Linked DNA regions of Homo sapiens: region 2 is linked to region 1. A link is a contact called in ENCODE Hi-C or POLR2A ChIA-PET data. All regions are on one chromosome and are shown on one strand. The core of a region is the stretch at or near the end of the contact, and the rest is flanking DNA. Distances in the headings are between cores, read along the strand shown. Region 1 has its middle 7.3 kb from the start of ADGRE2. Region 2 overlaps OR1I1 (olfactory receptor family 1 subfamily I member 1).

Region 1 (7,400 bases), core at 2,948-5,447:
CGGGCCATTGCACTCCAGCCTGGGCAACAAGAGCGAAACTCTGCTGCAAAAAAAAAAAAAAGATGGAAGTGCCATGATATCTGCCACTGACTACCAATGTTTTGTATGTGTAAATCTGTGTATATAGAGAGAGATGTTTTCTAGGGTGCCACTATAATAATATTGTTCCATCTCTATGGATGATATATGAGTGTTTATTGTATCAATCTTCTGAATTTTTTCTATGTTTTAAAATTATAAATAAAAGTGTCAGGAAAGCAAATGCATTAATTAGTTCTTAATTCATTAAGGGTATACTCTCATGAATTCCTAGACATCCAGATCAAATGCTTTTTTCTCTGCACAAAGTTAATTTTGTCAATAGATGTTTTATAAAACTGTGAATATGTATGGCTATAAGGTGATGGATTTAAAATCTAAAAATTAAAAATAAAATTATTAAAACGTTAGGAAAAAATGGAGGGGATCTCTACTTCTGCCTAGAAAATAGAAAATGAAAATGAGTATGGCTCCAAACCCAAGAATAAGAAAATCCAAATAAACTACAAAACCATTAATTTTCTTGAACCCATTAGAGAACAGAGGTAATGGGACAAGAAAGTAGCCTGAAACCAAAGGAAAGACAGGAGTGTCTAAAGAGAGACCATAAGGAGTAGTGGCGAACCTAAGGCAGAGCACAAAAGGAAGTTATCTGGGTGTCAATACAAGTGACTAAGAAGAATTCATCTAAATTTTTAATGAATTTAATAGCCCCAAGAGTGGTCACTGATGAAAGTATTAGAACTCTGCAGGAGTGCAAAGAATGTGGAGAGACTCTCTCTGAAATGCAGCTACATAGGGAAGAGCCACAGCTGAAGGTAGAACAACTATGAGACAAACAAACCCTCTTGCAAAGAGAGCCCTCACCCCAACACAAGACACCAAAGTAACACTCAAATAAACTGAAGCCTGGGGTTCACTGATTACAGACAGACTTAACCTGATTCCAGACAGACTTAACCTCCCACAAAAATAGCTTAGGAGAAATAATATAAAGATGTGCTCATTTCCAGTCATAAATAATACCTCATTGTCAGCTGCCCTACACAAATTGTCCAGCATTCAATCAAAAATTATGAAACACGGGCCAGCCACGGTGGTTTACACCTGTAATCCCAGCACTTTGGGAGGCCGAGGCAGGCAGATCACCTGTCAGGAGTTCAAGACCAGCCTGGCCAACATGGCGAAACCCTGTCTCTACTAAAAATCCAAAAAATTAGACGGCGTGATGATGTGCACCTGTAGTCGCAGCTACTTGGAAGGCTGAGGCAGGAAAATTGCTTGAACCCAGGAAGTGGAGGTTGCAATGAGCCAAGATCACACCACTGCACTCCAGCCTGGGCACAGAGTGAGACTCCGTCTCGAAAAACATTATGAAGCACAAGCAAAAGCAAGAAAACACAAACCACAGAGAAATCAGCAGAAACCAGACTTAGAAATAAACTAATAGGGAATTTAAAATAACTATAATTGGGCCAGGCGCAGTGGCTCACACCTGTAATCCCAACACTTTGGGAGGTCAAGGCAGGCGGATCACGAGATCAAGAGATCCAGACCATCCTGGCAAACATGGTGAAACCCCGTCTCTACTAAAAATACAAAAATTAGCTGTGCATGGTGGCACGCGCCTGTAGGCCCAGCTACTCAGGAGGCTGAGGCAGGAGAGTCGCTTGAACCTGGGAGGCCGAGGTTGCAGTGAGCCAAGATCCTGCCACTGCACTTCAGCCTGGCGACAGAGAGAGACTCTGTCTCAAAAAAATAAACTATAATTAATTTTTTTTAACTCTAGTGCAATTCTAGTTTATTGCATTCTCTTATCAAAACTCCTGAACCACGGGACACTGGCGCCACTCTGGCTGGTCCCTCCCAGCTCACAGTAGTCTCCCTCATTCTCTGACTCCCTCCAATTCCTTTCCAAGCTCTGCATTCTTCCAATTTCTCATACTTACTCTCATAGAACTCCTATTTCCTGGGCGCTCAGAACCACCAACATCCCAGCCCTAGATCCCTGAGTCCTATTCCTGGATTTCTGCAGGCCCCCGCACTGGGACCTCAATTTCGCTCCCTGCAAATGTGTGGTCTCTGACTTCCGGTATCGGAAGCAAGGATTTCCGGTTCCCACGCTCCTGTTGACAAAAACTTCCCGTTTTCGTTTTTTGAGGTTGGGCAACAGCACTATGAGAGGCCGAGGCAGGCAGATCACTTGAGGTCAGGAGTTCGAGACCAGCCTGGCCAACATGGTAAAACCCTGTCTCTACCAAAAATGCAAAAAATTAGCTGGGCATGGTGGCACGCGCTTGCAATCCCCGCTACTCAGGAGTCTGAGGCAGGAGATCGCTTGAACCCAGGAGGCGGAAGTTGCAGTGAGCCAAGATCCTGCCACTGCACTCCAGCTTGGGTGACAGAGACCCTGTCTCAAAAAAAAAAAAAAAAAAAAAAACCAAGCAAACAAACAATCAAAAAAAAAAAACGAGCTGACTCTGGACTCACGCAGGCCTGGTGTCTCCGATCCCAGCCTTGCCATTTTCTGGCTCTATGAACCTGGGTGAGCCGCATCGCCTTCCTGAGCCTCAGTTTCCCCATCTGTAAAACAGGGATTCACCCATTCACTGTTCCACAAATGTGCACCCAGGACCCACTGACACCAAGCGCTGCGCCCAGCTCTAACCTATATAAAGTTAAGGCAGAACACGAACATGGTTAAGTGCGTTCACCCCTCCCCCAGGCATGGAGCTGCTGAACTAGTTTTAGGAATGGGGAAATCAGAGCATGCGTGGACAGAGGGAGGACCACAGAGTGGACCACCCCCACTCTTCTCAGATTCCCCTCATTTGACCAAAAAGCCCGTCTACCAGGAGGTGGGACCCCAAGCAGGGTGCCCGGGCTTGGCATCCTAATCCGGGCCAGGAACTGACCCCAGCAGCCAGACAGGGGAGGGGGCTAAAGCTTGGGTTTTCCCACCTCCGGCTTCCCGCCGCTGCAGCGCGTGGAGCCAGCGCCATCTGTGGGCCGCCAAGGGGAGGTGCGTGCGACTGCCGGGGAAGTGGATGGTCGCCCCCGTTTCTCCCCGATCCGGGCGCCTCAGGCCCCCCAGGAGTTTCGGAAACAGCTCTCATCTCTTAAATTATCCTCCACATCCCACTTTTCCCAGTTGTCATTTCCCAGCTAGAACTCATCGTTCATGTATTATTTATGCACATTTATTGAGCAGCTACTGTGTGTATTGAGCAAACCTAGAGCATTGCTGTAGGTTTCGAGTACAGAGAAGAAACAGAACAGGCCTGGCTCGGGCCTGTAACCCCAGCCACTCAGGAGGCTGAGGCAGGAGGATCACTTGAGCCCAGGAGGTGGAGGCTGCAGTGAGCCATGAAGGCAACACCACACTCCAGCCTGGGCAACAGAGCAAGACCCTGTCTCTAAAAGTAAGAAGAGGCCAGGTGCAGTGTCTCGGCCAGGCACAGTGGTCACGCCTGTAATTCCAGCACTTTGGGAGGCCGAGGCGGGTGGATCACCTGAGATCAGCAGTTCGGGACCAGCCTGGCCAACATGGTGAAACCCCCTCTCTACTAAAAATACAAAAATTAGCCAGGCGTGGTGGCAGGCGCCTGTAATCCCAGCTACTCAGGGGGCTGAGGCAGGAGAATTGCTTGAAAACGGGGAGGCAGGGGGCGGGGGCAGAGGTTGAACCGAGATCGTGTCACTGCACTCCAGCCTGGGTGACAGAGCAAGACTCTGTCTCAAAAAACAAAATAATTAAAAGATAAAAAAAAATTCTGAGGGAAAGGTATTCCAGGTGGCGAAAACAGCACATGCAAAGGCCCTGAGGCTGGACTGGGCCTGGTATATTTGTTTGGGGAATAGTGAGGAAGGTGCTGTGGCTGGAGCCAAGTGAATGAGGGGAAGAGAGCTGGAGGTGACAGGGCAAATCACACAGCCAAGCCTTGTGGGCCTTGGGGAAGACTGGATTTTACTGGGTAAGGTGGGAGCCATAGAGGGTGCTCAAGGAGAGGAAGAGCTTGGTCTGAACGGATTCAGATGCTCACAGGAAGAACAGACGGCCAGACCAACAAGACAGCTGTCACAGATACAGGAAGAGATATTATATCTCCCTGCGGTTGGTTTTGTTGCTTTTTCCCATGACTCATGGGGAGAGGAACCAGTGGGGCGAGGAGCTGGGAGGACAGGCCACCCCAGACTTCCCCTTCCCAGGAGTCGGGGAGCCCCCACCCCACCATGTCCCAGGACACACTCGGGCAGGGCTGCCAGGAGTGTTTGTGTTTCACCCTCTCTAGATGGGTGGAAATGAGGTGTGGCTGGGGAGGTGGTGGGGTGGCCAGGAGGGAAGCTGGGTCCCGGAGAGGCAGGACCCGTGAAGGCATCGGGGAAGGGGGTGCCCCCTCTGAGAAGGCACAGGGGTCTTGCTGTCTCCTTTCTCTATTTGAGTATCAAAGGCCTGCTCAAGCCCGAAGCTAAAGGGAAGGTCAAGGGTGTGGGGGCGTCAGGCTGTGGGTGGCTGGGTTTAGTCACAGCTGTGACTGCACTGCCGGTAAGGACCCTGGAGGCTGGACGTCAGCCCTGCCAGGGTTGGGCAACATCCTGTTGGGGAAGTCTCTTCTAGTTATGGTTTTCGCTTTTCCAGCCCTACTCTGACCCTAGTGGGAGAATTACAGGCAGGGGAGCACAGGATGAACGCGCGCGTTACCAGAAACAGAAATAATCCCCTTTAAATTTTCCCAAGAATAGGATATACACATGCAAAAAATAATAATAATAATGAAAGAACTTAGACCCTACGTCATAACCATACACAAAAAGTAACTATATGAGGCCAGGTGCGGTGCTTCACGCCTGTAATCCCAGCACTTTGGGATGCCGAGGCAAGGGAATCACCTGAGATTAAGAGTTTGAGACCAGCCTGACCAACATGGTGAAACCCTGTCTTTACTAAAAATACACACACACACACACACAAAAATAGCCAGGGGTGGTGGCACACACCTGTAATCTCGGCTACTCGGGAGGCGAGGCAGGAGAGTAGCTTGAACTCAGGAGGTGGAGGTTGCAGTGAGCCAAGATCACGCCACTGCACTCCAGCCTGGGTGACAGAGAGAGACTCCATCTCAAAAAAATTAAATTAAATTAAATTTAAAAATAAACATAAGTATCCGTTTGAGTGTCTGCCTTCAGTTTTCTCAGGTGTATACCCAGGAGCAGAATGGCTGGATCACAGGGTCACTCTGCAAGTAACTTTTTGAGGAGCCGCAAACTGTTTTCTATGCCTGGAAAGAAGTGAAAGGGAGACCTCCATCCGAGGGACAGAGCCCTGGGGATGGGTTGATTCTCATCAATGCTTTCCCATCGTTTCTTTCTGGTACTGGCTGGGACCGTCAGTGCCATCCATGGCCCTAATTCTCGGGAACCCACAAGCCCACAACAGAAGAGGCCCAGAGGCATGCGGAGGGGTTGACCCGGGTGGGCACCCAGCCTGAATAAGCCCCCTTCCTCCCCTGGCCTTCCCCACCCATCGAAAGTCAAGGGAAGGATTCTGAGACCCCCATCCTCACAGTGCCCCCCAGAAGCCTGACCCCATCCTTATCGGGACATCGGCACCACCCTGCTCAGAAGATTTTGCAAAATGGGGAAGACACTGAGAGCTGCAAGAAGGTGATAAAAATGCCACCAAATGTCACACAGCGTTCCCAGCTCAGGGCTTCTTGTTGGCTGCCACCAGTTCCCCACCCCCACAGCCACCCCTGAGCTGTTCCCCTCCCCCACCCTACTCTCTCCTTTGCTTCCTCTAATCGCTTCTCCTTAAAACCTTTACACATTTTAAAATTCTTTTTTAAATATTTGTATAGAGCCTCAGGTTTATATAATTCATGAAACAATGTAATTCTTGGGACCATCGGTCTATCCATGATCAGCTTTATTTTACTTACTTATTTTCTGAGACAGAGTCTCACTCTGTGGCCCAGGCTGGAGTACAGTGGCGAGAGCTCACTGCAACCTTGAACTCCTGGGCTCAAGAGATCCTCCCACCTCAGCCCCGTGAGTAGCTGGGATTCCAGGCACATGCCATCACTCCTGGCTAATTTTTGCATTTTTTGGTAGAGATGGAGTTTTACCATGTTGCCCAGGCTGGTCTCGATCCCCTGGGCTCAAGGGATCCTCCCGCCTCGGCCTCCAAAAGTGCTGAGATCACAGGCATGAGCCACTCTGCCTGGCCGATTTTATCTTCCTTGATACAAACTCTTTTCAGAATTCTCTTTGTTTTTGCTTTGGTCCCTGATAAAATCACATGTGAATATAACCGCAAAACACCACATGCCTGCATTACATGGCGTTACGTTAAACAACCATCATTTTGGCTGGGCGCAGTGACTCATGCCCGTCTCTACTAAAAATACAAAAAAATTAGCCTGGCGTGGTGGTGTGCACCTGTAATCCCAGCCACTTGGGAGGCTGAGGCAGGAGAATGGCTTGAACGCGGGGGGCGGAGGTTGCAGTGAGCCGAGATTGTGCCACTGCACTCCTGCCTGGGCGACAGAGCAAGAGACTCTGTCTCAAGAAAACAAAACAAAACAGCCATCATTTTAGGAAACATTCATATGTGGAAACTACTATGTGTATTGTTCACAATTTGCGGGAATAAAGAACTTTGCTTTGCAAAAAATATGTAAATTAAAAAATAAAAGGGAAGGAAGGCATACCCATGAGCCTCCCTCATCACCAAGAACTGAGACATGACCTTGTTCCCATGCTCCCATCTTTATCTTGCTGATTACCACCACTCTGAATATTCTTTGCACCTTATTCCTTTGCTCAGTTACTTATTTTTTTATTTTATTTATTTTTGAGACAGGGTCTTGCTCTGTCACCCAGGCTGGAGTGCAGTGGTATGATCACAGCTCACTGCCACCTCGAATTCCTGGGCTCAAGCCATCCTCCCACTTCAGCCTCCTGAGTAGCTGGGACCACAGGTGCGAGTCACCACACCTGGCGAATTTTTTATTTTTATTGTAGAGATGGAGGTCTCATTATGTTGCCCAGGATGGTCTCGAACTCCTGGGCTCAAGCAATCCTCCCGTCTCAGCATCCCCAAGTAGCTGGGATTACGAGCATGAACCACTGCGCCCGGCCCAGCCTTGTTTATTTTTATTTATTTATTTATATTTATGTATTTTTATTTTATTTTATTTTATTTAGACGGAGTCTCACTCTTGTCTCCCAGGCTGGAGTGCAGTGGCGCAATCTCAGCTCACTGCAGCCTCTGCCTCCCGGGTTCAAGTGATTCTCTTGCTTCAGCCTCCCAAGTAGCTGGGATTACAGGCACCCACCACCATACCCGGCTAATTTTTGTA
Region 2 (7,400 bases), core at 3,400-5,899, 310 kb before region 1:
AAAACAACCCAGAACACCAAGGCTTGGGTCAGCTCCTTGGTTAGCAACACTCTGCACCTGTTGTTACACATTGTGGCTGTGAGAATTCAGCATTGTCTATGTCTGTACAACTCCACTGGGAGGGAACAGCTGGAAGCTCATGCCTGGTGTCTCCTAGATGCTGCTCTATCTGCCTTTTACCTTTGCAGATTTTTTTTTTTTAATGGGGGCCAGGTGTGGTGGCTTACACCTGTAATCCCGTTGCTTTGGGAGGCCAAGGAGGGAGGATCACTTGAGCCCAGGAGGCAGAAATTGCAGTGAGCTGTGATCACACCACTGCATCCCAGCCTGGGTGACAGAGCTAGATGCTGTCTCAAAAAAAAAAAAAAGGGGGGGGGGTTACTCTGTTGCCTCATCTGGAGTGCAGTTGTGCAATTCTAGCTCACTGCAACCTTGAACTCCTAGATCTGAGTGATCCTCCGACTTCAGCTTCCCAAGTAGCTGGGACTACAGGTGTGCATCACCACGCCTGGCTAATTTTTACAATTTTTTGTAGAGACAGGGTCTGGCCATGTTGCCCAGGCTGATCTCGAACTTCTGGCTTCAAGTGATCCTCCTGCCTCAGCAGAGTCCCAGTCCCACAAGGCACCTGAGTGTGGGACAGGCATAATTGAAGGTTGGGGGTATCAAAGGAGGAGTGCATCTCTCACTTAAAGTGTTGGGATTATAGGCATAAGCCACTGTGGCTGGCCCTTTGCAGATTTTAATCTGTATCTGTTTACTGCAATAAACCATGAGTATAATAACATTACTGAGTTCTGTGAGTCTTTCTAGCAAATCATTAAAGGTGAGGGATGCCTTTGGGATCCCCAGCCACAAAGGTTTACACAAACAAAACCACCTCCATTTCCTGCCAAGTTCCTGGCAAATGGACAGTTGGGAGGATTGTCCCAATCCATCTCTGCGAACTTCAGCCCAAATCTTAGTGAATCTTTCTTACACTTTCCAGAAAGTGGCCACTCCTGCTGGCTTGTCCGCTTTTCACTCCCCAGAGTCCCACACAGGGGCTGCTCCCTCCTCCCGGGACAGGCCTTGAGTTGCTCCAAGCTGCAGTGTGACCTTGGGCAAGTCACCCACCTGGGAGGCTACCAGCATCATGAGGGAGGGAGAGGCTGGGTTTTGAGGTCACACCAGCCTGGGCTGGATTCCCCCACTCTGCCCCAGATCTGGCATGTGGCCTTGGGGTGGTCACTTTTCGTCTCTGAGCCTCAGTTCCCGAATCTCCAGATTTGCTTTGAATCACCCAATAAAATTTCACATGGAGAGAAGGAAGTGTTCTTGTACTTTTTTTTTTTTTTTTTTTTGAGACAGAATCTTGCTGTGTCACCCAGGCTGGAGTGCAGTGGCACAATCTTGGCTCACTGCAACCTCCGCCTCCCAGGTTCAAGCGATTCTCCTGCCTTAGCCTTGAGTAGCTGGAGCTACAGGTGCATGCCACCACGCCTGGCTAGTTTTTGTATTTTTAGTAGAGATGGGGGCTTCACCATGTTGGCCAGGCTGGTCTCGAACTCCTGACCTCAGGTAATATACCCATCTTGGCCTCCCAAAGTGCTGGGATTACAGGCGTGAGCCACTGTGCCCGGTCTGTTCTTGTACTCTTAATATAGGCTTGGGCCGTGTGCAGTGGCTTACACCTGTAATCCCAGCGGTTTGGGAGCCAAGGTGGGAGGATGGCTTGAGGCCAGGAGTTCAAGACCGGAATAGGCCACATAGTGAGTCCTCGTCTCTATAAAAAAGTAAAAAAAATTAGCCATGTGTGGTGGTGCGTGCCTATAGCCCTAGCTACTCAGGAGGCTGAGGTGGGAGGATTGCTTGAGCCCAGGAGGTCGAGGCTGCATTCAGCCATGATCACACCACTGCACTCCAGCCTGGGCGACAGAGCGAGACCCTGTCTCAAAAAAAAAAAAAAAAAAAATTTACTGGATAAGATTGGCTCAAACCTCTTCCAGCATGCTTGCTAAGATTTTAGAGAATTTCCAGATTATTTTCTGTCTTTTGTTGTTGCTGAATTAAGGAGTCCCGCCATCTTGCTGGTTTTGCTCTGTGGGATGAGGCCCCTGGCTTCTTAATTTCAGCAGAGTCCCAGTCCCACAAGGCACCTGAGTGTGGGACAGGCATAACTGAAGGTTGGGGATATCAAAGGAGGAGTGCATCTCTCACTTAACCTTGACTGCAGGTATCTTTGTTCCAACTCAGCAGCCTACTTTGGCTGCCCCATCCGGTATTCCTAAAACCTTTCCATCACACTGCCTCATTCATTCATTCATTCAGAAAATATATTTTGTGGCTGGGTGCGGTGGCTCATGCCTATAATCCCAGCACTTTGGGAGGCTGAGGTGGGTGGATTATTTGAGGTCAGGAGTTCGGGACCAGCCTGGCCAACATGGTCAAACCCCGCCTCTACTAAAAATAGAAAAATTAGCTGGGCATGGTGGCGGGCACCTGTAGTCCCAGCTACTTGGGAGACTGAGGCAGGAGAATAACTTGAACACGGGAAGCGGAGGTTGCAGTGAGCCAAGATCACACCACTACACTTTAGCCTGGGCGACAAAGTGAGAGTCCATCTCAAAAAATAAAATAAATAAAATAAAATAAGATTAAATTAAAATAAAGAAAAAAAGTGTTTTTTGTTTTTTTTTTTCTTCTGAGACAAGAGTCTTGCTCTGTCGCCCAGGCTGGAGTGCAGTGTCATGATTTTGGGTCACTGCAACCTTTGCCTCCCGGGTTCAAGCGATTCTCCTGCCTCAGCCTCCTGAGTAGCTGGGATTACAGGCACGTGCAACCACGCCTGGCTAATTTTTGTATTTTTAGTAGGGATGGGGCTTCATCACGTTGGCCGTGGTTGGCCAGGCTGGTCTTGAACTCCTGACCTCAGGTGATTGCCCGCCTTCACCTCCCAAAGTGCTGGGATTACAGGTGTGAGGCACGGTGCGTGGCCAGAAAACATACATTGAGTGGCTACCGTACTAATCATAGGGGCACAGAGGTGCAAAGATAAACAAGATAACACTATTTCAGGTCCCAGCTCCCAGCTCAGTCAAATGGGTGAAACAGACATTAATCAAAGGGTTACACAAACTAATATAAAACCACTGCAGTGAGGAGGCCGGGTGCAGCAGCTAACACCTGTAATCCCAGAACTTTGGGGGGCTGAGGCAGGTGGATCACTTGAGGCCAGGAGTTCGAGACCAGCCTGGCAAACACGGTGAACCCCGTTTCTACTAAAAATACAAAACATTAGCCAGGCATGGTGATGCGTGCCTGTAATCCCAACTACTCGGGAGGCTGAGGCAGGAGAACCATTTGAACCCAGGAGGTGGGGGTTACAGTGAGCCGGGATCGCCCCACTGCACTCCAGACTGGGAGACAGAGCAAGACTCTGTCTCAAAACAAAACAAAAGACCCCACAAAACCACTGCAGTGATGAAGAGATCACTAATGATGAGTGATGATGAGAGAGGGGATAGCGAGTGTAACATTAGGGCAACTGATGTAGCTGGGCAAGGGATGGAGGTTAGGGGAGGCTTCCTTGAGGAAGTGGAGTTTGTGCTGAAATCTCAATGCCAAGCAGGAATTTACTCAGGAGGGGTCAGGAAGAGGGAACAGCATTTGCAAAGGTCCTGTGGCACCAGCTCCTTATCTTCTGATGGTTTTCAGCCCACTTCACCTCTCACTTTTTGGTCTTTCTTGGTCCCCTTAACTCTTGTCACTCCCATCCATCTATACGAGGATTGGCAACCTATGGCCCATAGGCTAAATCCAGCCCTTGAAATAAAAATAGTTTTGCATTTATTTTTATTTATTTATTTATTTTTTAAGTTTTTTAGAGACAGTGGTCTTACTCTATCCCCCAGGCTGGAGTGCGGTGGTGCAATCATAGCTCACTGCAGCCTTGACCTCCTGGGCTTAAGTGATCCTCCTTCCTCAGCCTCCTGAGTAGCTGAGACTACAGGCATGCACCACCATGCCCAGCTAATTAAAAAATTTTTGTAGAGATGGGGGAGGTCTCACTATGTTGCCCACTCCAGTCTCGAACTCCTGGCTTCAAGCAATCCTCCTCCCTTGGCCTCTCAAAGTGCTGGGATTACAGGCATGAGTGAATGCACCTGGCCTAGAGTAGTTTTAACATTTTAAAAGTGGTTGAAAACAAACCCAAAGGCTACAAGGTATGACATGTACTATGATATGAAATGGAAGCTTCTGTGTTTATAAACAAAGTTTTAGTGGAACACAGCCAAGCCCATTCGTTGATGTCTCATCTATGGCTGCTTTCGCCAGACAGCAGCAGAGTTCAGTCATTGCAACGGAGATGGTAAGGTCCCTAAAGCTGACAATATTGACGACCTGGACCTTGACAGAAAAAGTTTGCTGACTCCAGATCTATGGCATGGATAACTGGCAGGTTCGTTCTGAAGCACAGCCCCACCCCCTATCCTCCTTAAACCTTGTCATGGTCCCACTCCCCGTGGTCCACACACCGTGTTACTCCCAGTGCCCTCCACGGGCCCCCTGCAAACCCAGCTTCCCTGTCACTCTGGGCTCAGGCCACACCAGTCTCCGTGATTTCTTTAAACAACACAGGCTCCTTCTCATCATGGAAACTTTGCACCTGTTGTGCCCTTCCAGGGGGAGATTACACCTAAGGGCCATGGACCTGGGCCAGTTCACAGCTAGAATACAAGTTTCCGGGGAAAAAAAAAAAACAACCAAAAACCAAAAAAAAAAAAAAAAAAAAAAAGCGTTTTAAATCCAATTTGTGAAATGACATTATTGCCACCTAGTGGCCACTTCTCTAACTGTAGTTTTCAGAGCTTTTAGGGCGGTTGGGAAGGTTCCCTCCTGGACACAGTGGCTAGAGCGGCACCCCAAATCTGGTTCTCCTGTATCTCTGTACCTAAAGCCTATTTGGGTCCCGGTTATCTACAGGACCCCCATCTAGCCCAGTGATGCTCAAACTTTTAAATTACAAACTTTTTTTTTTTTTTTTTTTTTTTTTTGAGACAGAGTCTCGCTCTGTCACCCAGGCTGGAGTGCAGTGGGGCGATCTCGGCTCACGCAAACTCCGCCTCCCGGGTTGACGCCATTCTCCTGCCTCAGCCTCCCAAGTAGCTGGGACTACAGGTGTGGGCCACCACGCCTGGCTAAGTTTTGTATTTTTTTTTAAATTGAGGAGGAGTCTCGCTCTGTCACCCAGGCTGGGGTGCAGTGGCGTGGCCTTGGCTCACTGCAAGCTCCGCCTCCCGGGTTCAGGCCATTCTCCTGCCTCAGCCTCCCGAGTAGCTGGGACTACAGGTGCCCGCCAACATGTCCGGCTAATTTTTTGTATTTTTAGTAGAGATGGGGTTTCACCATGTTAGCCAGGATGGTCTTGATCTCCTGACCTCATGATCCGCCCACCTCAGCCTCCCAAAGTTCTGGGATTACAGGCATGAGCCACTGTGCCCGGCCTAATTTTCGTATTTTTAGTAGAGAGGGGGTTTCACCATGTTGGTCAGGATGGTCTCGATCTACTGACCTTGTGATCTGCCCGCCTCGGCCTCCCAAAGTGCTGGGAATACAGGTGTGAGCCACCATGCGCAGCCTGCTGTTACTTTCAGTGGCAAAACCACAATTACTTCTGCACCTACCTTGTAGGGGTGTTGCTTAACACTTATTGAGATTGTGCATATAAAGGAGTTAGCATTGTTCAGATAATAAATCTCGGTTGTCATCATCATTATTGTCATCATGCTGATACCCAGTAAGTGAATCCATGCAATCTAAATCCTTCATCCTTTTCTCCAGTTCTAGCCCAGGGTCCCTTGGCCAGAACACATGGTCAATTGTAAACTTGAGAGGATGTACTGGGACACTTTGTAGGTTTTGTAGGTTGCTGACATTTCTTAAACTAACTGCATTTGTTTTCTAGCAATGTTGCAACAAAGTACCACAAATCAGGCCGAGTGTGGTGGTTTACACCTGCAATCCCAGCACTTTGTGAAGCCGAGGAGGGCAGATCTCTTGAGGCCGGGAGTTTGAGACCAGCCTGGGCAACATAGTGAGACCCTGTCTCTACAAATATATATAGCTGATTGCAGTGGCATAGGCCTGTAGTCCCAACTACTCAGGAGGCTGAGGCAGGAGGATTGCTTGAGCCCAGGAGTTTGAGGTGAGGTTGCACTTTAGCTATGATTGCACCACTGTACTCCAGCCTGGGTGACACAGTAGATCCTGTCTGTCTCTAAAAGAAAAAAAAATTTAAAAATTACCATGAACTAGGTGACTTAAACAATAGAAATTTGTTGTCTTACAGTTCTGGAGGTTAAGAGTCCGAGATCAAGGTGTTGGGCCAGGTGCAGTGGCCCACGCTTGTAATCCCAGCACTTTGGGAGGCTGAGGTGGGCAGATCACTGGAGGCCAGGAGTTTGAGACCAGTCTGGCCAACATAGTGAAATCCCATCTCTACTAAAAACACAAAATTAGCTGGGCGTGGTGGTGGGTGCCTGTAATCCCAGCTACTTGGGAGGCTGAGGCAGGAGAATTGCTTGAACCTGGGAGGTGGAGGTTGCAGTGAGCCAAAATCATGCCACTGCATCCAGCCGGGATGACAGAGCAAGACTCCGTCTCAAAAAAAAAAAAAAAAAAAAAAGATCAGTTGTCAGCAGCTTTGATTCCTTGGTTCCTTCTGAGGGCTGAGAGGGATAGCCTGTTCCACGCCTCTCCTGGCTTCTGGTGGTCTGCAGGCAGTCCCTGGCATTCCTTGGCTTGTAGGAGCATCACCCCAATCTCTGCCTCCATCTTCATGTGGCGGTCTCCATGTGTGTGGGTGCCTGTGTCCAAATCTCCCCTTTTCATAAGGACGCCAGTCGTATCAGATTAGGGACCAACCTAATGACCTTACTGTAATCTAATGACCTCTGTAAACACCCTATCTTCAAATATGGTCACATTCTGAGGTCCTTGGGGTTAGGACTTCAACATATCTTTTTTATTTTATTATTATTACTTTTGCAGACAGGGCCTTGCTCTGTTTCCCAGGCTGGAGTGCAGTGGCAGGAACATAGCTCATGCAGCCTCGACCTCCTTGGCTCAAGAGGTCCTCCTGTCTCAGCCTCCCGAGTAACTAAGATGACAGGTGCACACCACCACACCCAGGTAATTTTTTCTTTTTTCATTTTTATTTTTTGTAGGGATGAGATCTCACTATGTTGTTCAGGCTGGTCCTGAACTCCTAGCTTCAAATGATTCTCCCTACTCAACCTCCCAAAGTGCCAGAGTTTACAGGTGTGAGCCACTGCGCCTGGCCTCCCACGTATCTTTTTTTGGGAGCCACAGTTCAACCCATAACACTAACTTTTTAAGTGCCCCGGGCCACCTGATCT

The links. Hi-C counts contacts between places; a loop is a spot of excess contacts on that map. ChIA-PET counts read pairs that join two places held with the same protein, here RNA polymerase II (POLR2A). Pooled maps may share reads with other maps.
Region 2: a pooled map shows a loop between it and region 1 (6-fold over the local background). The contact joins two enhancer-like sites. A Hi-C loop is called at or near these places in 2 of 50 pooled maps. POLR2A ChIA-PET finds 5 or more read pairs at or near these places in 3 of 52 experiments (HCT116, MCF 10A and WTC11).

The regions. Positions count from the first base shown.
Region 1 is chr19:14,782,113-14,789,512 of GRCh38, reverse strand. No RefSeq gene overlaps it. Among named protein-coding and RNA genes, the nearest start is that of ADGRE2, 7.3 kb to the right of the region's middle. RefSeq lists an enhancer at 2,495-2,994 and a cis regulatory region at 2,759-3,210. Within about 2 kb of position 4,197, at least 14 of the 41 ENCODE cell types and tissues checked have a DNase peak (open chromatin) inside an H3K27ac peak, as active enhancers do.
Region 2 is chr19:15,089,465-15,096,864 of GRCh38, reverse strand. It overlaps OR1I1 (olfactory receptor family 1 subfamily I member 1), which reads right to left. Exons shown (of 2, transcript NM_001004713.2): 2 at 3,895-7,400. Among named protein-coding and RNA genes, the nearest start is that of OR1I1, 11 kb to the right of the region's middle. Within about 2 kb of position 4,649, at least 2 of the 41 ENCODE cell types and tissues checked have a DNase peak (open chromatin) inside an H3K27ac peak, as active enhancers do.